Regions from separate parts of the Mus musculus genome. Here regions 2 and 3 are each linked to region 1. The links are chromatin loops, found by intact Hi-C in ENCODE. Cell type or tissue: heart. All regions are shown on one strand.

What was found. Peaks named below come from ENCODE experiments on the same cell type or tissue, not always from the same donor. Only the 100,000 strongest peaks of a DNase experiment are listed, where the experiment ranks them.
Region 2: a loop joins it to region 1, with 2.6 times the contacts of the local background. A loop is called at or near these places in 11 of 42 quality-filtered maps.
Region 3: a loop joins it to region 1, with 6 times the contacts of the local background. A loop is called at or near these places in 18 of 42 quality-filtered maps.

Annotation. Positions count from the first base shown.
Region 1 is chr13:9,272,345-9,280,344 of GRCm38, reverse strand. Dip2c (disco interacting protein 2 homolog C) reads right to left here and starts at 3,820. Exons shown (of 37, transcript NM_001081426.2): 1 at 3,279-3,820. The coding sequence starts at 3,363. It also overlaps the pseudogene Gm46391. In heart, a CTCF peak has its summit at 3,637; DNase peaks (open chromatin) are centred at 3,174 and 3,794; H3K4me3 peaks cover 2,479 bases; H3K27ac peaks cover 1,578 bases.
Region 2 is chr13:9,177,943-9,185,942 of GRCm38, reverse strand. No RefSeq gene overlaps it. Among named protein-coding and RNA genes, the nearest start is that of Larp4b, 88 kb to the right of the region's middle. In heart, a CTCF peak has its summit at 3,892; a DNase peak (open chromatin) is centred at 3,882; H3K4me3 peaks cover 358 bases.
Region 3 is chr13:9,463,956-9,471,955 of GRCm38, reverse strand. The region is part of intron 1 of Dip2c (disco interacting protein 2 homolog C); the gene reads right to left. Among named protein-coding and RNA genes, the nearest start is that of Dip2c, 190 kb to the right of the region's middle. In heart, a CTCF peak has its summit at 4,527 (motif pointing right); no DNase peak of the experiment used is centred here.

The sequences.
Region 1 (8,000 bases):
CAGGGCTGTCTGAATCAATATAAGAAGCTGCACACTACACCTCCTGCAAAAACCTCTTGGGTTTTACTGACAAGACTCTATAATGGCAAACAAAGCCTAGCTTTTCTCAGTGAAGGAAGCACTGGGCAGTGACAGAGGCTAGAGAAAGAGCAAAGGCACAATAAAGCAGGAAGGTTAAAACAAACAAAAAACCTGCAGCCAAGTTACCAATGGACAAATCCTTATCAAACAAACAATAACTTGATCAAATAAAAATAGCATCAGTATATATAACAGCACCCCAGTAGATGGTACAGACCCAAAGTGAACCAATGTATAGAAATCTAGGTAATCTACAACTCATTTAGGCTGGTAGCTGATATAAAAACTTTAATAGTCTGGTCATTTTTTTTTCAATGTATGTCATTAAAATGGAATTTTCTTTTATTCTCCTCTTAGAAAATGAGCCCTGGAAATTCCACAGATTTTCCTGTAACACTTTCTGATATTCTGATAGTTGAATAAATAAAATAACCAACTCTTCTGTTTGTTTCTTTTTTGAGACAGAGTCTCACTATGTAGCTCTGGCTGGCCTGGAACCTGCTACAAAGACCAGGCTGGCCTAGAATTCAGAGAACTGCTTGTCTCCTGAGCACGGGGATTAAAGGCATGTACAGACAAGGAACTTAACTCTTTCCATATAGATTTTGGTGGACAATATACTGGGAAGCAGTACACTGCAATAATTTGACAGTAAAAGTCATCCTAAGTTTTCACTTTGAAACTGGGTATGTTGGGATTTTTTTCTCCCAGTTAGGCAAGGTAAAGAGACCCAGAGATTCTTGATCTTCACCTCCTAGGTTTCTATACTAGAATAGCAGCAATACTAGAAAACAAATTGATTCATCTCTTCCAGGAAAACAATCCCCTTGGTTACAAGACATGGAATTTCAAATGGTTTTTTGTAAATCACAATCAAAACTCAACAATGACAAAGCCACACTTTATAATAAAGTCAAAGGTAGCACAGCTAATACATAGATGGGAGGTGGGGGCTGGGAGAAGAGCAGGTTCCAAGGAGTAGCAGAAGCTGAACACAGTGACAAAAGGCTTTTTTTTTTCTTTTCTTCTTTTCTTTTCTTTTCTTTTCTATTCTATTCTTTTTGTAATTCTTAAAAGTTTAGGTCAGGTCTCAACATAGCTCATATAGAAAAAGAAAATAGAAAAGGACTTCCTGAATACAAATATATGTACACACTTCTCTAAGCCCACCCATTCACCAAGAAACTCATTGAGTCCTCTAAGTTCTATACAGACACAAGGTGCTCACAGGGAGTTAAGCTAAGTACACCTCATCTAAAGTGGTTTTCCATACTTCTCTGGGCAACACTCACTCTTCAAGAGTGATCGATCATGACAGGTGACCGCTGTTACCTAAAAACAAAACAGACAGCTACTCTCAACAAGAGGAGAGCAGGATATGTGGCTCCAGGCATTATGTGAGGCTTTGAGAGTAAATGTGAATTGACTTCCTAGTAGGCAGGGAGATTCAGACCCTGCGGAAAGGGCTCAATGCAGGTTCAGATGGCTTCTCACTTTTCAAGTATGGGTGGGCAGAGACACATCACATTAACATAGTGCAGATAGCAGAGGTGCTTGCTTTGAGTGAGAACATGAATGGGAAGGGGTGCTTTCAATACAGGATGCAGACGATAAAACAGCGCTGGTAAGCTGAAGAAGACAGTCTATCTCAAGTCTAACAAAACACAAATGTTTCTTTATAGTTACTTACTAGAAATACACTGTCCACACTGCATACCTCATCTTCCAGTTTAAATCTAAAGAATTCAGCCCTGCCCTTTCTGCCTGTGGAAGGGTGATGCTCTCTCTTATCTCTAGATGGTCAGAACTGAGGCAGGAAGCACAGTCTGGGACACATTATCTTTTCCTCCATTGGAGCTTCCCAGGGACTGCTTCCAAAACACCTTGGAGAACCCCAAATTCGGGATAAAGAAAATGTCTAATCTATGAGAATCTGATAACAGAAGCAACACTTACAGCCACCTGGTTTACTCTCCACCCTGCAAGTGTTAAAAGGGAAAACGTAAAGTCAACGTCAGCTCCTCCCCATGATGAAAACTGGCACGAATGAATTTACGTTCTGGCTGCTGGCCCTCACAAATCGTTACCAAAAAAAAAAAAAGTTTACCATGCTAAACTGCTCCAAATATTAACTCAAGAGAGACGACAGGCCATTTCCACACCACTAAGCTGTAGTCTTCTCAATGAGTGGGATGACCGCTAAATATTTATTACTAGACACATTTTGGAACTTTAGTGGAGGAAAAAGGAAAAAAGAACCTACAAAACCCAAGCTGAAACTTATGACAGTTGAGCACATGATGTCCACCATGAAGAGCAAAGACGAAAGCGTATATAACACTCCGTGAAATCACAGCAGAGCAGCCGCAAAGTCTCAATGTCTCTATCCGGCACGATGGGAAGGAGGCATCCAACCTGGCCTGAGGGGGGAGGTTTTAGGGCTCTAACTCAACCAGCTCGTCACAAACACGCCGGAACAATAGTACTACTATCTTCCTCCCGCTGACAGGACCGTGTGCCTGCAGCCTCAGGGGGATCCAATCCCGAAGTCCACTGACAAGTTTCGCATTAAAATCAGGCCATTCAGAGGCCGTCCCCAAGCAGGGAGCGTGGAAGCATGTGCTGTGCTGGTGCTGGTGGTGCTGCTGGTGCATGTGGTGGTGGTGATGATGGTGGTGGTGGTGGTGGTGGTGGTGGTGGTGGTACTGCAGCTGCATCAAGGACGCAGCGCCTCTCCATTAGGGAAGAGCGCACATCCCCACCAAGGCCATTTCCCCCGCAGCCCTAAAGGTTGCTCCATCTTGCTTCGTAGCCGGGAGCCCCGGGCCCAGCCGCAGCGCGCAGGGGGCATCGCGGCTGCACCGTGCCAGTTGAGCCTGGAGGGCGGGGGCCGCGGCACGCACACGCGCGCGCGTGCACACACACACATACACACGCACACACACTACACACACACACACACACACACACACACACAAGCACGCGCGCACACAAGCACATGCACACACATGCACCCTCCCCGGGGCCACCACACGGGGCCCGGGCCAGGGTCAGGGCCGGGGCCCCGCCACCCCGAGGCCCGGCGCGCGCCCTCCCCGGAGTGACAGCACGGCCCGGCCCGCGGGGCCCCGAGCGCGCTCCAGAGAAGCGGTGTCCCGGCCCGGCCCGGGCGCGGGGCTAAGGGGGGTTGCTGTTACCTTCCGACAGCTCCAGCTCCAGCTCGGCCAGCCGGGCCCTCACCTCCAACGGGAGAGCCATGCCTTCCAGGCTGCGGTCCGCCATGCTCGCCGCAGACGCCTCCGCCCTGCCGGCCTCCTCTTTGTTCGCCGACGGAGGGCTCCTCAGCGGCCGCCACTCGAACCCGGAGGAGCCGCACTGAGGAGGCGGCGGCGGGCGGGCGGGAGCGGGAGGCCGGGCGGCGGCGGGCAGGCGCGCGGGGATTTTCTCCTTAGCCTCCTCAGCCTCGTCAGTCTCCTCAGCGCCTCCTCAGTCTCCTCAGCGCCTCGTCAGCCTCCTCAGCGTCTCCTCAGCGCCTCCTCAGTGCCTCGTCAGTCTCCTCAGCCTCCTCAGCGCGGCCCCGACCCTGGCGGTGGCCTCGCGCCCGGCTCTCTGCGCGCCTCCCCCAGCCGCGGGCTCCGGCCCCGCTCGGCCGGCACCGGATCACGGGCCCGCCCGCGGTCACGGCCACAGGGCTCTCGAGCTGCTCCGCGGCCGCCCTGCCCCGGCGGGAGCGAGCGCCGCTGCGCGCGCACCGGGCAACAAGAAGGCGCGCGCGGAGGGTGGGAGCGCGCGGACGTGCCACGGCGGCGCGCGCTCAGGGGGGCGGGGCCTCCAGCGAGTACTTCGAGAGCGCGCTCGTGGGACAGTGGTGCATTTGGCCTTAGGAGGGGGTCTTCCCAACCCTGAGGCTTAGTTAGGCTCCTCAAGACTCAAGGAGAAAAATAAAGAAGGCATTCGGAAGCACACCCTAGCCTGCTTGTTAAAACTTCAAATGTTCTGGATCATCGAGGGCTGATTTTTTTAAAATACTTTTAAGAGGAAAAAATAATTAAAAAAAAAAAACAAAACAGCATGAGACATAGATTGAGTCCTAGGTTTGAAGTTTAAAAGCATGGATCTAGAACAGACTACTATATGACCTTGAAACACACAATGTTTTGTCTAGACTTCATTTTTCCCATCCGTGGAAATAAATCAAGGTAGGTTGGGTCTGTCACACACTGTCCAGCCTAAGGAGTCTTCAGCAAGTGTCTTCTCCCTCACATCCTACAATATCATCCCCTGCTTTTCTTCTACCTCTTGTGAATTTTTTTCCCTTTGGTCATCGCCTGTGATGGTATCAATGTCTATTCTGAATGGCTGATACGGAGTCTGACTATTTGGGGGCATTCTCGCATGGCCAGCTGTCTCCAGAGTAATCTCACCTAGCTGCCCCTGAAGCCCCAAACACCACAAAACCAAAGTAAAAACAGCATCTCCTAACATTAAACATCCACCTGCTTCTTAAAGCATTTTATTAACTCTTTGAGAATCTCCTACAATGTATCCCTTAGCTCCTCCCAGAGTCATCCCCACCTCTCTACTATCCCAATTTTATGTCTATTATTATTATTATTATTATTATTCAATAACCTATGGACTCCAATTTGTTCTGCTCAAATATTTCAGGATGGCTGATCTCACAGGAGGCACATCCTTATGGAAAAAAATAATAAAAAACTGACTCTCCCTCCCCGAGAAGCCATCAACTGGCCATAGGGATAGGAGCTCATTAGCCCTTTGCTATGGCATGCTAGAATGTTAACTGCCTTCATCCTGTGCTGGCAACCATAGCTTCTGTGAGTTTGTGAGTCCAGAGGTATTGTCGTGTCCAGAAGACAGTTTTGTTCCCAGTTTTCCTCAACCTCTGACTATTACAATCTTTCTACTCCGTCTTCTGTGATGGTCTCTGAGCTTCGGGTGTGGGGTTATGATACAGACGCCCTATTTGTGACTGAGCACTCTACTGACATCTATTCTCTCCACTTTGATCAGTTGTGAGTTTCTGTGTCAACCACTACACAAAGAAATTCCTCTGATGAGGTCGGAAGTCTGCACTAGTCTGTGGGTAGAGAAATACAAATTTAGAGGGCAGTTTGATGCCTCGTCCCTTTAGCGGAGTAGTAATAGTAGGTTAGGTTCACTCCTACCTATGATCTCCCCAGCCAGATTTGCAGTACCAGGCATATGTTTCCTCCTGTGAGGCAGGTCTGAAATCCAATCAGACAGCAGTTGTGAAAGCATATGACCTTGATCTTCACACATAGTATTAATATCATTCAGGTTATTATTGCAGGGTTCATAGATGGTTAAAACTGTTAAACACACACATCCACAGCCTGCATAGCACCTTCCAGTACCAAGCAAGACAGCCAACAAAGAAGAAACTTACTGATTAGCATTGATGGATTCTGCCATGTCCTATGAATAATGTGTACGGTGCCTTCGGCCTTAGGGTCTTACCCATCACCCACCTGCTTTTATCAGCTACTAGTGTTTTCCTAATTATCTAGGCTAAAGTCACCCTGGCTTCTCTACCTTCCTTTATCTTCACACAACTTTTGCTTCTCAGTCCCCTCAAATGTATCCCACAAAAACACTGATGGTCTGCTTCCTTCCCATGCCTGCAAACACTGTTTCTAGTCCCCATGCTTCTTCCTGCCTGGAATATTCTAAAGACCATTGAGATGGTGTACCCAGCAATGGGACCCTGAAATTGTAGACACTTCTTTCAACAGTGCTTCAGCACATCTTCTTATGGAACGCAAGTGAACTTCTTAGCTTTAAACTAGGGGACCCTCACTAACTGCTCCAACCTTCAGCCTAGTCTTACCTGCCCACCCCCCATAGGTTCTTGAAGAAAGGATGACTAATATTCAGCATCCTTGCTAATTGTACATCAGTCTTCTGAGGCAGGACCTCATGTGTTCAAGGCTGGCCTCCAACTTACTATGTAACCAAAGATGGTATGTACCATGCTGCCTGGTTTATGCAATGCTGGCAACCAATCCCAGGGCTAAACCAACATTCTAAAACCTGAGTACACCCCAGCCCCCAAATGGAACATCCATCTTCTTAATTGTTTTCATCTTGTTTATGTTTATTTTTATGTATAGAAGTCAGCATGTTAGATCTTCAGGATTTGAAGTCACAGACAGTTGTGATCTGCCATGTGAGTACTTGGAATGGAATCCGGGTCTTCCAGAGGTGGAAGAGCAGTTAGTACTCTTACTTGCTGAGCCATCTCATCTTGATTATGAATTCTCTTGTTGGCTCAGAATTTTCCCCGTCAGCTCTCTTCTCCCTTACTATGTTCCTATCACTCTGATTTCATCCAATTTGACCTTCAGTTAGTCTTAATCTTTAGCCTGTGGGTAGACTCCTTGAAGACCAGGAACAAACCTCTGGAAATCTCATTCATTTGACAAGTGTTGCTCTCTTATGAAGATCTGCTTCTCGGTAGAGAACTGTGGGAGAGAAATAAGCCACTAGCAATGATAAACTTGAAAACTGTGAGCTCCAGACTGCCGGTTCTTTTGGTTCTATACCGGGTCCTATACTGTGAGGTATGTCCATTGGTTTGGTGTTTACTTAAGAACATATTAAAATACAGTAGATACTGCTGGCACAATGTTTGGCCCCATTCTTTTCATTATGATCAATCTAGCCACTAATTAAGAAATCTCTAAAGATCTCATTCCACTTTCCATGTTATAGATGAAAAACCTTAAGGAAGTAAAATATAATAAAACCAGGACTGAAACCCTAGTCTCCATTACTGTCCCATAATGCTTTGTCTGGACTTGGTTTTTTTTTTTTTAACCTTACTTTTTATCTTTTGCATATATATTGTTTCCAATTTTGTGTTGTTATGGGTTTTCTATGTGTGTCTGTAAATCTGTATGTGTTTCTCATGCTTTTCCTTTCTTTTCCCCATTTGTTTGTTTGCCTGGTTATTTTGTAAAGAAAGAGAAAGAAGGTGTGGAGTTGAATGGCTGGGGAGGTGGGGAGGATCTGGGAAGAAATGAGGGAGGGGAAACCATGATAAGAATATACTGTATGAAAAAATCTATTTTCCTTGTCTTTGGTCATTCTGTGCCGTCATGTCTGTCCTGAGGCCACTGCTGCTGAGGAGCCTGACCGGCTCTGCCCGTCGGCTCATGATGCCAGCAGCTCAGGTCCACTCAAAGCCACCACAGGAGCAGCTCAAAGTCCTGGATATCAACATTGGTCTCACTTACTGCTTCATGTGTTGTCTTCTGCCTACTGGCTGGATCCGTTATACCTGGAGAGCTACAAGAAGCAGGAGTGAAGAGAGCTGTCTTCCCTCATCCTTTGACTAGACCCCTCTTGCCAGCCCACCTTGATCATATTTCCTGCATTCCTGGCTGGCCTTCCCTGGGACCATGTTATTCAATTCCAGTCACCTCTTCTGCAATCATGACCTCTCGATGTCTCCATGGTGACAACTGGGACCACATGTATTGGCTCTGCTTGGTGGGGTCCCCCTTTGTAACAATAAAGTCTATTTAAACCTTGCTCCAGAAAAAAAAAAAAAAAGAAAAAAGAAAAAATCTATTTTCAATTAAAATAGATGAACACAATAATAAAATCCTAAAGTTATAAGATGAAGTTCAGCAGCTATAGTTGTCTGCACCAAGACAAGGTCAAGAATAAGCCAGCCATCACCCTAGCACGGAAACAGAGGTCTTAATAAGTCCAACCTTTAGCTGAGGAGCTATGGGCTCCTGATGGCTTCAGGGGAAAAGATGGTAAATTTTCTTTGAAGCTGTGGTTTAACCCATACTCCATTGGATAGCCACATGCCAATGAGAATATGGGCAGAACAATTTGGTCTTGATGGGTAACTCAATTTTTAA
Region 2 (8,000 bases), 94 kb after region 1:
ACCTAACTAGAACAGATAACGTGCCACACCCTGAGATTCTTTCTAGAGTCTTTCTTTCTGAGCCCCAAGGCTCAGCTGCTCTCAGCAGAGCTGCATCTAGGCCTCCGAGTGTGTGTCTAACAGAGAAGACACGGGACACTCAAAGGGACCCAGCTCAGAAGCCACTGGAACAGGGTTGTAGCCAGTGGCCAGGAGAAGGCCAATCACTGCATATGAACATGTGCACACCAATGTATACATACATCGTGTGTGTGCATGTACATGTGTGCCTTAAATCCCATGCAGGTCCCTCTCAGGAAGTGTGTGCTGCAGCAAGGATCTCTGACATGAGTCTTGAAGTGCACAAAACTGTCAAAAGCTCTCAGGCCACAGGGTCCACATGAGTGGCTGTTCTTACCTTCAGTGCCATAGGTCTGCAGCCTGAGCTATGGCTGCTGTGCTTCCAATCGCCTTTAAAGGTGCAGCCAGTCTACCGAGAAAGGTGACTTCCAGGGAGTGATGATCTAAGAAGTCTCAGAGACCTCAGAGCAGGGGTCAGTGAGCTGGGGAGGAGGGAACCTGACCTCTGAAGCTATGAGGCTTTATGTCAGGGTGTCGGCCTCGAGGACTGCAGCTGTGCACCTGAGAACAAAGCCAGCGTCCGTCCGCTAAACAGGGTGAGTGCTAGGGAGTTAAGAGCTGCACTTGGGGCAGTCACCTGACCACAGTGACATAACCGGACATCAGAATTCAGCATCCTGGGGGCCTTTGAGACACAGTTCTTGCTGGATTAAAAATGTTTTCTGTCAGAGATAGTCACCGACTCATAAAGCCATGGAGAAATGTCTTTCCTGGGGTCGGAACATATCCCAGTGGACGGGTCTTCTCGGGTTCCTGATCTGGCCGAGCCCAGCCTGACTTGTGTCGGCAGCCTTACTGTGTCTGATGGATGATGCATCAGCTCTACTTTGAGACGTACTGAGTTACCTCAGGAAGCCTGGAGGACCCTGGACCCTGGAATGCTGCTGGTGGTGTCAGACACAGGCAGGTGAGGAATGTCCTCTGCTGCTGTACTTCTGGGACATGTAAATGTGGCCCCATCAGAACCAATAGGGTCAAAACCCCTTGATAGTGGGCCCAACACCCAATAGTGTAAAGTGTCCCCTGGAGATTGATACACTGAGTCACAGGCAGATCTGGATTTGGGAAAAGCTGCTGGCCCTGGAAATGGGTGCCTTGAGGGTACACACAGCTCTCTGCCCAGCCCTGCATATGCTAGCCTCTGTGTGTGTGTGTGTGTGTGTGTGTGCTCATCATAGGTGCAGGCATCAGAACAGATTTGATGGGATACCACCTTGCCATATTGAACAATAGTGTCTTTACTTCTCAAAGTCAGCTCAGCAGAGGCCTTCGGATGAAACTCCAGGTGATTCGGGTCTGGGCAAAAGGCCAAAGGCCCGGGTGCAGCTATGACCTGCAGAGCACTCACCCTGTTTGGAGGAAGTTGCCGGCTTTGTTCTCAGGTGCACAGCTGTGGCCCCTGGGCCCTGACAACGTGCCATGAAGCTGCTGAGGTCAGGTCCCCTCCTTCCCAACTCAACAACCCATCCCACACTTAGTTCAAAGCAACAGGTCCTGGGTTTCTTGTCAGCGAATGTACAGGCATCTCTTGTATAAATGCTACTCCAGTGAGGGGAGTGGCCGTTGCGGGTAGAGTCCTACTCGGATCTGAGCAGAGCTGGGCATCAAGGTAGCCTTGAAAGAAAGGAGAAATGGCTTTAGAATACCAGGGCCAAACCACCCATAGGTGTAGGAAGCCAACTCTAAGATGGCACCGGTTTCCGGTATGCCGTTGTCATAAACAACATCAGTGCAGGTGTAAGCCCGAGTCTGGCGCCAACCCCTCCCGAGCGGGTACATGCTAATTAGGTGACAGCAGTTCAACCTATCCCAGGAGGACATGAAGCCTTTCCCTGTGCTCGGGTGCATATAAGCAGACCTCCCTGGGTGCCCGGAGTCCCCGTAGCAGCATCGAGGCGATCCTGCAATAAAGGCTGTTGAGACGAATCTGACCGTGTTGTGGCTTCCTTGCCGGGCGCGACATAGGCACAGCAAGAATGATACATTTCTATACCATATAGAATTACAAAGTGACAGTAAGCCTTATTGCTGAAGACTGCAATATATTTCTCAGTGACCATGGGGAAGTCGAGCTGGCACCCAACTAGAGTTTACATCCCTACTAACTGGTGTTCACAGTACTGGAAGGTGCTCTGCACACTACCAGAGAAGAGAGCTAAACACCAACCCAGCTACAAACCCTGTCATCTGAGGCAGTGACCTGCCTGTGATATGTGTAATAGTAGAAAAAAAAAATATGTGAGAATAACTGATCACTCAGTATCTGACTGTACTGAAGGCTCATGCCATGGGATGGAACCCCATGCCTGGGGCAGTTCCAGACACAACAGGACTGAAGCACACAAGAACTCACAGACTGCGTCAGCTAGATAGGACACCAGGGCTGAGGGGAAAACAGGCATGTGCTCCCACCCATAACCAAGAAGCGATCTCAAACTGACAATAATTTGCAAAGGAAAGATTTGTTTGCTCCAACTGCATCTCACTGGGCATACACACCCCATGCCAAGGCCAACACAAAACAAACTCAATGGTATCTTTGTAGAGTTTTTGGTTGGTTGGTCCCCCCTGCCCCCATATTCTTTGTTTGGATTTCTTCTTCCTTCCTTCTTTCCTTCTTTCCTTCTTTCCTTCCTTCCTTCCTTCCTTCCTTCCTTCCTTCCTTCCTTCCTTCCTTCCTCTCTCTTTTTTAAAGATTTATTTATTTACTTTATGAATATGAGTACAGTGTCGCTGTCTTCAGACATAACAGAAAAAGGCATCAGATCCCATTACAGATAGTTATGAGCCACCATGTGTTTGCTGTGAATTGAACTCAGGACCCCTGGAAGAGCAGTCAGTGCTCTTAACTGCTGAGCCATCTCTCCAGCCCCTCTTTCTCTCTTTTCTTTTTTCTTTTCTTTTCTTTTCTCTTTTCTCTTTTCTCTTTCTTTCTTTCTTTCTTTCTTTCTTTTCCTTCCTTCCTTCCTTTCTCTCTCTCACTTTCTCTTTCTCTCTTTCTTTTTTTTTACTAGTCTTTTGCTCGTTTATTATGATTTCCAATTTTGTGTTTTTTTTATGGGGTTTGTGTTTCTTGGCTTTTGTTTGTTTGTTTGTTTGTTGTTTATGAAGACAGGGGTTTCTCTTTGTAGTCCTGACTGTTCTGGACAAGACTGGCCTTGAACTCAGAAATTCACCTGCCTCTGCCTCCTGAGTGCTGGGATTAAAGGCCACCACCATCAGGCTTGTTTGTTGTTTGCTTTCTAAAGGGAGAAAGAAAGATGTGTGAGCAGATGAGTTGGGCATCAGGGTAGCCCTGAAAAAAAGGAGAAATGGCTTTAGAAGACCAGGGCCAAGCCACCCGAAGGTGGGAAGAGCCGAGGAGAAAATGACAGAGGGAAAACCTGTCGTCTGAATAGATTGCATGAAACGATATGTTTTCAACTTAAAAATAAGAACAAATCACATATATGTAAATATATCACATATTTGTGTATATATCCTACCTACCTACCTACCCGTCTGTCTGTCTATATCTATCTGTCTGTCTATCTAATCTATCTAAATATTCACATCCATGAGCAGTAGGGTCTCCGGCAGTCTCTGAAGAACTCTCGCCAAATTTCTTCTACAAGCACCAGGAGGAAAAGGATGAAGCTGTCTCAAGACCAAGCTCGGTGTCTTTGCCTTTTAAACAAGAGTACAAAAGAGATCCTCCTACCTTCTCTTGCTGCAAACAAAGGGACTTCCCTCGAGTGCTTTAGGGTGAGGATCGAGCACCCCCGTGTGGTGGTGAGTCCTACACTGCATCGTCAGGACGCGGACCTTTAGAAATCAAGTCCTTTAAGTTTCTATATACACCAGAGATTTCAAACGTTTTCAGTGTTAGAAAAAAATTAAAAGAATAAAAACTGTTCTGGGCTGGTGCTGTAGGAGGGGTATAACTCAGTGGTATAACATGCTCGCCTAGCATTCATGAAGCCCTGGGTTGAGTCCCCAGGACCACACACAGCTTCCAAGTCTATAATTGCAGTACTCAGGATCTGGAAGCAGGGAGATTTGAAGTTCAAGGTCATGTTTAATTACATAGTGAGTTAGAAGCCAGTCTGGGATACATGAGACTTTGTCTTAAAACAAACAAAAAACAAACAAAAACAAAAAACAAAACACCCAACCAACCAACTAAATAAACAAAACCCAGCAACATTAAGAAAAAAAACGGGACCTGTTTTATACCAATGCATGTTGGAATCGCTGTATTTCAGCCTGCCAAATCAAATAAGGTCTTTTGACATTAATTTCACCAGCATTTTCTATGTTTTACTGGGATGAGCACACTTGTACACAGGGCTCGTGCTGTTTATATCACAGTACAGAGTTTAACCCTACTGAGCCTCATTACAAGCTTTGGCTGAACTTAACAAACAGCAACAAATGGGTCTTTGGCTACCTGACCTAGGCTGGGCAAATAGTCAAGGAGGCAGGAAGTGGGAGGCTGGGCCCTTTGCTCTCTCTCTGCCTGTTTATTGGAGTCCTGACCTGAGGTTAGGGAGAGGTCCTGAGGCACTGAGGCAGAGCTGACTCCGGAAATTTCCAAAGCACGAGGGAACAGTGTGAGCAGCATGTGATCACCACATATCTGACACGCAGGACATTTGCTTTGCTGTGCATCTGACAGTGAGCATAGATGCCACGCTGGGGGCTGTGTTGCAGACCACTCTGGCTGGGCGATCCCTTGTCATCAAGGTGGCCTCTGTCCCATGGGAGCGCTTCACTGAAAGAGTCCCTACCCTCACAGGCCCTTTAGGGACTCTGTGGTTGCCACTGGAGATGAACCTACCTCCTTGTGTGTCTAAGAGGAGTGAGACCCGGTTTCCCCGATTCTAAAAAACAATTTGTGGATGCTTTCGGTGGCGTTAACCCATTTTTTTCCTTGACCTCAGATGCACGAGCAGACACTGCAGGTATCAGGGGGCTCTCTGGACTTTAGAACCCCATGCTCCTTAACCATGACAATCCTCTATATATGGGAAACAATATTTTGTTTACTTAGTCTAGTCAAGAATACCATTAAATCTCTATTTCAACTTGACAGGACCTACAACCACCCAGGAGAGAGAGCTTTGGGTGCGTCTGTAAGGAAGTCTCTAGACTGCATTGACTGCACCGATTGTTATTGTCCTAAATGTGGGCAGTACTGTTCCTTGGGCTGGAATCCACGCTGCCTGGAAACGAGAGCATAAGCTAGGAACATGAGGGTTGATCTCCAGTTAAAGCTCAATGGCGATACAGTCCATGGTGGCGGGGAAGTCCCGGCCACAGGAGCAGGAAGCAGCGGTCATACCGGTAACAGTTAGGAAGCTGACGGAGAACAAGGAGGGAGGCTTAAACCTCCAGGCCTGCTCCTAGTTTAACCTACTTCCTCCAGTGAAGCTCCGCCTCCTAAAGGCTCCAAAACCACCACCCTCAGGGTACTGTTCAAAGAAATGACCCTAAAGGAGAATTTCATATTCTCACCACAACACCGTGAATACCTCACACACTAGGAGAAGATAGTAGATGGCTGATTACTCTGGGGATTCTAATAAAAAACAAGTAAACAACGCGATGAGTTTTAAGTTACGATAGTGCAGCTATAAACCAAACGGTGTGTGGCAGGGCGCAGGCTGCCAGCCTCTGTGAGGACCACGGCCATGTCGCGGGGTATTTGAACTAAGGTGTTGGACGATCAGAGGCTTTGCTATGGGGCAATGTGGTATGTTTGTGGAAGGGGACGCGGCAGTGTGGATGGAGAAGGGGTAAGCGTTTGGAGATGAAGTCAGAGGTGGGTGGGTGACAGCTCCCATCTCTGCTAGTCAGTTACTCTGTGAGTGCCCCAGGAGCTGAGGCAAGGGGAGGCCACAGCCTGCGGGGGGTGGGGGGGGATCCTTGGGCTGCTGGGAGGAGCAGGGAACTGAAGACCCTTTAAAGGCATGTAAGGCATGGATGTGCTGAACGTGGGTGAGTGGTCTCTGGAGGTCTAGAATCAGAGCTTGCCCAAGGCCAAGGAGTAACAGGCTCAGGATGCCTCAGATGTCTGAATGGTTAAGGATACAGGTGGAAATACTGCTTTTGTGGGGAGAGGGTGTGGGGCGGAGCAGGAGTGGAGGAGTGTAATACCTTAGATGTATTGCATCAAGTTTATGCTAAAATCACGTTGGCCTGTCAGTAAGTAGCTGAGCACCTGGCAGCTGGGGGACCAGCAAGACGCGGGGGGGGGGGGGGGGACACGACCCTGGAGCACCTTCCAACACCAGTTCTGGGCATACTGATGGCTATTAGGGTTTTTATTGCTGCAACAAAAGGCAAGTTGGAGAAGGAAAGAACTGACTTGGCTTACACTTCCATACTGCTGTTCCACCATCGAGGGAAATCAGATCAGAACCCCGGGGGGGGGGGGCGGGGCGGGCAGAGCTGATGCAGAGGCCATGGAGGGGTGCTGCTCACTAGGTTTCTTCCCCTGAATCACTCAGCCTGCTTCCTTATGGAAAGAACCCAGGACCATCGGGCCAGCGATTGCACCGCTCACAATGGCTGGGCCCTCTCCAACAGATCACTAATTTTAAAAAATGCCTTAAAGCTAGATCTTAGGGAGGCATTTTCTCAATTGAGGTACCCTCCTTTCGGTTAACTTTAGTTTGTATGTCAAGTTGACATGAGACTAGCCAGCCCAGTTGTCCTTCTTTCTTAATGGTCCTGATTGTGATCAAAGCCCTGGGTGGCCCTAAGTGGTCCAAGAGTCCATTTTCTGACCAATGAGATGTGCAGTTTGGGCGGCAGTTCTTAGTTTAAAAACCATGCATCAAGCTATTCTCCCTCTAGGTTTTGGAATGTATACTCATGCTGCTGCAGCATCTTTGAGACGCTGACCTGCAGGTGGCAGGGCAGGGACATGGGGAGGGTCTCTGAGGACACCACTGGCCTCTACTGTCTGCAGGGAGAAGACACAATGGACTGCTGACCACCCAGGTTTTTCAGGTTGGGGCATTGATGGACATGGGATTATAAGCCCCGTGATTAAGTATAATCACAGGTATGAACCTGGGAAAACTACCTAGAAAGAGTGCAAACACAGAGGGTTCTGTAGGGATTAGGGGTGTCAGAGAGAGGCCAGCAGTAGACCCTGGAGGAAGGTGAATGTTAAGCTGACAAAGTCCAAGGATTTGGGGCACCAAGATGCTTCCATGTGGATCCTCAGTCCTTACCGTGTCTACCTGTTCTATGGGAAAACCTGGAAACACAGGACCCACCCACTCATCTCTCCTAGGAAGCCTCTTTACAATGGCTTGGCCTGGGTACGATGCCTACACCTGCCAGTGGGTCACAGTCCAGTCTCCATTGAACAGGTGCCAGGTGAAAAAATTCCATTAAGACCTTGGGAGTGCCACGCCCTGAGACAGACAAGTAAACTGAACTCAGCCCTTTGCTGTGGACAGTCTCGGACTGTTAAATGCACTTGTGAAGACCCTAAGGGCAGTTATGGCTTCTACACTAGTGTGGCTAAGGGCTTTATGCTGTCAGTCCTTTTCTGTGGTTCTCCAAATTCTGTTACTATGCCCTGTCCTCAAGATGGCTGTTTTTAAGTCTCTGCCATTCTCCTATCTTAAACCGAGACCCCAAAATAAAGAAGGCCATTTCCAGAGAGTTACGATGGGAGGCAGATCCTTCAAGAAGCTCCCACACATCTTACTTCCCTGTCAGGTAGGCTCGCCTTAAGGTCACTAGAGTAGTGTGTGTGTGGGTGGGGTGGGGGTGGGAGGATGCAGTGAGAACGTGACCAGACAGTTGCTCAAAGAACTTGAGTACTGCTGGTGGGTGTTGTGAGTTAAGGAGCTGGTTGGGGAAGGGGGTTGCCAAATGTT
Region 3 (8,000 bases), 190 kb before region 1:
GCAACACTGACACTACCACTTCCTTCCACGCACTGCTCATAGCTCTCCAGAATAATGATAATCAATAATAATGAAAGCAGTATCTCAAACAATTTTCTGTCATGACATTATGACTCTCAACACGGACATTTAAAACATTTCTTTCCTTCCATCCTGCCATTCCCAAAGAGGAGGCAGAATAAATTTTCTTTCCTGTGTAGCTGATACCAATGCCAATGACCAATGGTACTGACCCATGTGAACTTAACCTGAGAAAACTGATGAACCAAAGCCTCAGTTTCCACTAAAGAAAATGCTTTCTGACCATAAATGTGATGCTGTAAGTTTAAATAATGAACCAACATTTTACTTCCTTCTTACAGTGGTGCTGGGAGTTATATCCAAAGCTTTCCACATGCTGGGCAAGCATTCTACAACTGCGCTCTTACTTTAAAAGAGGTATATTCCATTCATTCTATCACAGGCACTCCTATTTCAGGTTAACTGTCTGAAGCCTGAAGCCCAGTCTCCACTGTTGATTAGATGTATTACTATGCTCCTCCTGACTTCCCTCCACTCACCACACATCCAGTCTATGAACCACCTCAGACCACACAGTCCTCACTGCTACTGCAGCCACGCCTTGCTTAAGCCTGCTGTCTAGAATACCTCTCAGGAGTCACAAGCTGGGCCCTAGGAGCATCCCTCCACCTGCTTGCACTCTGTGCCTGCTCTTGCTTCCTGTTCTGGCACCTTTCTTCTCTTCTCTCAGAATGAATGCCCTGAGCTTCCATTTTCTAATAAAGGGATAACCCAGCATCACTCACCTAACAGGAGACTGTTTAACATATCATCTAGCATAGAATATTCCCCCAATAAATGAGCACTATCGCTGTGTTGTTACTGTTTATATATGATCACTTTGATTTCCTATGAGCCTTTAAGCTCTATACAGAAGAGGCTCCTCACAAAAGCCACATGAGGGCCAGGTACAGGGGCTCACCCTCCATCTATTTAGTGGACAGACAAGTGAGCCAGTGACAGAGACATGTGGCATATAATGACATTATACTTGAAACTAATTCCATTTGCTTTAGGCAGTGGTCAGAAGGAATGTCTCAGATACTTGGCTTCTGGTGTTCTCAATTTCCAGAGATTCAGAGCCATTCACATCTGTCCTACATACTTTGCAGTCAGTTACAAAAGGTCCAAGATAGACAAAATACATGGGTATTTAGGACTCATTAATTCATGAGACCGCATAACTTTGTTCTGCAAGTGCCATCTTGGAAAAGAAAGAGCAATAGTTGAGCTGGAGGGAGACTACTGACTGAAGGCATAAGCCCTGCATTATATACCACTCAAAACCACCCTACTCCAGCATCATGCGCAGATCCAAGTGTCCCACACTCAAGGTCAAGTGTGGAATGACTAAAGCCTCACTGAGACAAATACCAAAGAGTACTGTGCCGGAGATGGATCATGTTCTTTGTTGTCCTGGTACCCTTTGTAGAATAAAGATGTCCTCAGCTTTCAATCTCTCCTTCCCAGAAATCTTAATAGCCAAATTTCAATAGGTCAAGCTAGCTCACTGAAGGAGGCACTGCGAAATATAAAGTACAACAGAGGACAACCCATGCTGTTTCTTGGAAAGGACATTGTGCTTTACAATAAAACCAGAAGTGAGAGTGTGCATTGTTGGCTCAGTAACTTTTTAGTTGACCCCACATATCATGCTTTATCTAATGGGGATCAAGAAGAAACTGGAGAATTTTCAAACACTGAACATTCTCCAGCCGCCAAGCACTTTTATACACACTAATAGCATTGAAGTTAAATGATGAAGTTTTTGTCTTACAGGTGAAAAAAAATGTTATTCATAAAATAAAAGCTGAGTCCAAAATCAGCAGCAGGCACTTGACACTGCCAGGATTCATTGAAGGGCTTCGATGAGATCCTCACACATTGCAGTTCCTAACATACAATAGCAGGTAAGTACTTACTCACAATGCAAATTAGGGACAAGAGCTGGCCCTGCAGGTGCGAACCAAACACAGCCTGCTTCATACTCAGTAGATGGCTCAGTGACTCCATGCATTCAAGTTTGCAAAAGTATGACCTCATTCCAGACTCAGAAACCTAGGCTATGAAATGATGCTACCTACCACTTCTTTAAGTGGAAGAAGAGAAACTGAATAGATACATTCAGAATTAAAGGACCAGACCCACCTATTTCTTCATGAACTTTGTGGGAGCTCAAGGAAGGACTGCCCATTGCGCCGTCATCAACCTTTACGGCCCCAAGTTCCCCAGCTCTCCATCACCTTCTCCTCCTAGCCCAGTAGCCTCATGTTTTGGAGATAATGCCATTCTGCTCATAAACGGGTCATAGTTTATAGGAATGCAGTCTGTCAAGATGGCCTACTCATGAGTAGGCTTCTTGCATATAAAATTGGAAGGTCACCGACTTTCCACCAACCGGATGCACATCACTGAATAGCGACAAGAGCGGTTGGAAATTCTGAGATGATTGTTATGGGCTCCTTAATTCAGGGTTCCTGACAGATTGCTTGTATCAGTGTCTCTTCCTGGGTAAGGGTACTGTGCACGGGGAGGTACGGGTGAGAGAGACACAGTGCGTTATGAGGAAGATCCAATGTGCTTCTTGGTGTCATAAGATGTCCCTGAGTTGGCTTGTATTGACTCTGATTAGTCAGCAATCTAAGTGACATGGTTTAAGATTGTACTGACAAAGACCAGTTGGAGTAAGGATGAAGGCTCTTTAATAAAAGGTTCTATAAAGGACAATGAATACAGTACTTGACCCCTGAGAGAATAGCCTATAAACCTCACAATTTTACTCCAAGCTTAGAAATCATCTAAGGGCAGATAGAACTAAGACAAGTTTCCTTCCCACAAGTTTACAGCCCTCTGAAAGAGGCACCTCAGGCAAATCCTTCTGAGGCATGTCCTGTTCTCCAGTCCCCAAAGTGACTGGAGAGGAAACATTTGAAAGGTCCACTACTTCCTGGGGCTCAGGTTTCTTGTTTTTGTTTTTGTTTTTGTCTTGTTTTGTTTTGTTCTATAGCTTCAAGCACAAACAGCAACCAGTTAGCTCAGCTCAAAAAAGTCCAGTCATGAACTTGTCTAAATAAATCCAGCCAACCCAAAACAAAGTTACCTGTTTCACATTCAGTGACCCGTTGTAGATGGACACATATGTAGCAATTGTGTTCATGTGGGAATCTTTAAAACAGTAACAATAGCAAGCCTTATTGAGCCCTTGCCTGGTTCTAGGTGCTACACTTGACCTTAAGTACAGCAGTGTCTGCATTCAACAGCTGCACAAATCACCGTGATCTCAATGTTATAACCAATAATTAAAAGAAAAAACTGAGTTTGTGGCATAAAAATGAAGTCAGATTTGGATCTTAACCTACTCGCTGTGTTCTGGAGTCTCACAAGGGCTGGTTTGGTTTTATACTCTTAAAAAAAAAATGACTAATTTCATTTAAATTTCTACCTTTGTAAATATCCCATCTAACCTGAATGTGTGTCCTTGACTTTCAGGTTCTTCCCACTAGCTCACAGAAACCCATGCTCTGCCATACAATTGTGCCAGGCAAGCCTGGAAATATATTGTAGTAAAATCACCATGGTGTCAAAGCTCAGTGATGTCTGACATTTTAAAAGCAGAATAAAACTGCTTACAAGAATGAATTGGATAAAAACTCTTGTATTTTAGTGCAAACAAAGGTCTCAAATATGTAAACTCAAGTTACCACAGAAAAGGCACATATATGCTAAAGATTCCACAAGGCTGATTAACTAGGAGAGCTGGTATTGTTGCAAATCCCAGTGCCAAATTTCCTTGAACTATGCCTATCATTTAGTAGGCATTCGTTGCCTAGCATTGAGTCTCACCTAGAAGCTTACAATGGCTACCTTTTGGAATATATTAATTCATTAGACCAGTAGCTTCTGAGCAACATAAAAGCATAGAATATCAACAGATAGCATCTCATTTCCCCAGTTAGAGGTAGCCCATCTACCTCAAGTTCTGACCAGTGTATCTAAAAAGTGCCTTGACTTACTATCTCTCTTGTTCTAAAACTACAACAAACTTCATGACGTCAGGATTAATGAAATCTAAAATGAGCCAATGGCCATATGTGGACCATTCAGAGCCAGTGCACTGAGTCATGACAGATGGTCCTCAGTCATCTGGCAGGACAGAACATGCCACTATTTTCTCCCTATTTTCTTTACAGCTGCTTATCAAAACCTATTTTTTCTCCTCAATATTAACTGCTAGCATGGTTAAGTCTATTATTCTAGACATGTGTTTATTATCAACTTGTAGTAAAAACATTTAAGACTACTTAAAACTATATATCCTCATACATGTACGTACACACACACACACACACACACACACACACACACACACACCTTCCTTTTATTGAAATCTAATGTTTGGGGAGGAAAAGCATCAGTGCCCCAATAGGCAACCCAAGAAGTTAGTTCTAAGTTGACCACCAGGGGGCAATAAAGAGCAACAGACACAAGTGCTGTATCACTCTAAAAACCACTATGGGTATTTTCTAAGTGTTTACAATCCCAGTAGTGCCATTATACTCATATAGAGGTTCAAGGCCTACAGAGTGCTCCTATATATGTGAATGTGTGAAAATGGAGTTCTATTTCCTAATATTTTAGCTGTACTCTCATTAGCTACTGAACTGCTTTCAAATGGATCTACTAATGCAGCTTTAACGGAGTTTATGGGAGAAAATATTAGATTCAGTGTAAAGTAGCCAGCCATAATATGCTATTATGTTATCCTACAAAGCTGGTTAAACACAGAGAAGAAAAATCAGCATGGTATTTACTTAGGAAATGTCTTTCAAGTTTGTTGCCTAGCTCATCAGTATTTGCCTTTAGATTGTTTTGAGAAGCAGACTAGGAAAACTGGATCTTATCTAGATTCCAGGGTAAGATACTTACTGCAAAGAATTAGACCTACTCAAGTTCTGTCACATCAACATGACAACTTTGCCACCAACTTCAATCTCCTTGCACAGAATTTAAAACTGGAAATGGAGAAGGAAACAGAGGTGCTCGCATACAATTGCTCTAAACATCATTAAAGTGTACTGAATTAATACTTTCTGCATGTTCTTCTTGGAAAAATAATGTAAATTGTATGATTGGTGAATCTTGGTGAGGATGGCTATTTCTGTGTTTTGTGGTTAAGTTTAGCTGTGTTCATTTTCAAGATGTGGGAGTAGGATCCAAAATATAAGGGATATTAATTTTGCTTTTTTGTTGGAACAATTGGTTTGAATCTGCACACAAGGGTCCGCCCCTTCTGAGCTCAGGATCATGAAATAGAGACTTTCATCTGCAGGGGGCAAAAATAGAACTTCTATTTTTTAAGGTGAGGGTGGCACTCAGTGAGAACTTCAGTTTTCAAGTTTTGAGGTCCTGTTCTCCTGTTATTAACTCCTTAATGTTTTTCTTTTATCAAAATTTAATCACTAATTCCAAAATTAGTATCTAGCAAGATACTAACTAGAGTGCACTGTTTCTGAAGGACAGTCAGCCAATTTGCATAAGACTTGGATACCTGTGCTTTAAGACCTAGAAGAGCACTCTTGAATGCTGGTGCTGTCAGCAATGTGTCTCGTCAGTAGTTGGTCTGTGTCTAAAGGAATAGAAGAAGTCTTGAGTAGGTGCAGACAGTGCTGCAGTATGGGTATAAGTACATATAAATCATAAGTCTTTTCCTCTATCTTCTTAGTCTTGTAAAACCTCACAAGTGGGTGTAGGGGTTCATACCTGTCATCCCAGAATTTTACAAATACTATGCCAGGAGAATGACCTTGAATTTGAGCCCAGCCTGGGCTAGATAAGTTTTAGGTGAGCCAGGACTTCTCACCTAGCTAGCTCCAGACCCTATAGCTAAGCAATGCAACATACACATGCATGCAACACACACACACACACACACACACACACACACACACACACTGTTGTTTGGTTTCTTTTCGTTTTGTTTTCCTATATGAAGGTCTCAAGGTCACCACAAAACAAGCATCCAAATACTAAGTTCCAAGAAAACATGTTATTATGATCATTTAGCCTGATCATTATTAAAGCAAGAATTATCCCAAAAGATACAAGTTGATCATGTTATCATGCTCATAAATTAAGAGGCACATAGAAAAGAACATTTAATGGAAGTGAATGTTTCATTTTCTGGTTTCTGAATGAAAAAAAAAAGTTGATTTCTGGCAAACCAACAAACATTAATTAGGTAACTATACACAATGCTTCCAGAAAATTTAACAAATAATATAATCCAATTAGTTCTTTAAAGTGCTATGAATATTGCTGAGTTGTAATGGTAATATGTCCATAATTAAAATTGTTACAAAAACATTTAAATTTTTAATCCCAAATTAACCATAAATGGATAGGAATGCAAACCGAGGTGTTAATATTTGGCACAATTTTCGTTTGGCATTTTTAATGTCTGGTTATTGTTTTCTCAGCAGAAGGATATCCCTGTCTTATTTCAAAAGTGAATTTTCAAGCACAGAATGACTTCTAGTATGTGAAAGCAATCTTAAGAGGTGTCTAAGGTATCTAAACATAAAAACTTAAACAATTCAAAACAAGCTTCTACCCAGGAATCAGCCTGCAGCGGTTCCACAATAAAACCTCACGGCCTTCACACACTATGGTAAGCACACATCACCAATCAAAAACTAACCACGGAACTAAAGGCCATGGGTGAGCTCAACTGTACTTTACCCTTAAGACCCTGTGCCAACATACACTGCTCAATTGGGGGACAGGGCAGGCATCTCAGAGACCCTAACCAAGTGGAATGGCTTCCATTTCCCAAACTGAGTAGATATTCTGAAAACTCTGGGAAGACTAGAGATCTAGCTCCTTGTCTGTTCTCTGGCATCCCTGTAACAGGGATGACATGTGAAGAATCAAGTGAATATAAAGGTGGCTTTGTTTTCCATTATCCAGGAAGGAGTAACAGAGATGGCAATTCAAAATGGTTGTTGTTTCAAGCCTTCCATGTTTAACAATTCATGCTAGGTCTGGTATCCTTGAAAATGGACAAGCAGCACCAGAGTCTGGTAACAATCCAGGAGAGTATAGTACACAGGATAAATGGGCATCAGGATCGTGTCCATTGCTGTGTAGGTTTGGGGTAGTCAAGTTTTATGCCCAGACATCACTCTGCTATGTATCTAGTAGAGTTGGCCAGTGGCTTTCAATCTGAGCCAAAGAAGGAGAACAGGTGCCATGGCAACCCACATCCCTGCAGAGCCTTCCAAGAGTCCCCAGGAAGCGCACACGTTACTTCTAGTCCTCCTGCTGCCAATGTCCCCACTTTCTTATGTTCTTATTTGTAGCTTTAAAAAATTCTTAAGGCAAGAAAGAAAATCTAAACACCAATTTGTATCAAGACTCTAGATTCTAACATGAGAGTCAAACAACAACTCGATAAACATACCTTATCCCTACCTGAAAAGCTATTTATCCTTAATATATACTAGCATGCTTCATTTAAAGTCTCCAAGGACCTCAAGTCACTGGAAGATGAGCACTACTGAGCCCTTCATAACATGCATGAAGAAAACAGACATAAGAAATAGGGTCTGAGCACCATAAAGTGATGCAGTCTCAGCCACCCCTCTTTTTTTTATTGAGATACTCTTAACATTTTAGATAAAGCAATACAAGTTTACCACTTCCTGAAACACACTGAATCAAAAGTGACGGTAACTGCATAGTCAGTGTAGGGTCAGTAGGCACTGCCACCTACTCACAACATCCCCCACTGGCTTCCCTTGTAAGTGTGACCTCTTATCTCCCAGCTTCTAAACAGCCTCTTGCTACTGCACTCCATCTTTACAATGCTTTCCATAATGAGAAGGGCTGCTCAGAGCATCTAACAGCCATTATTAACCACTTTCCACTTGATGAAACCCAAT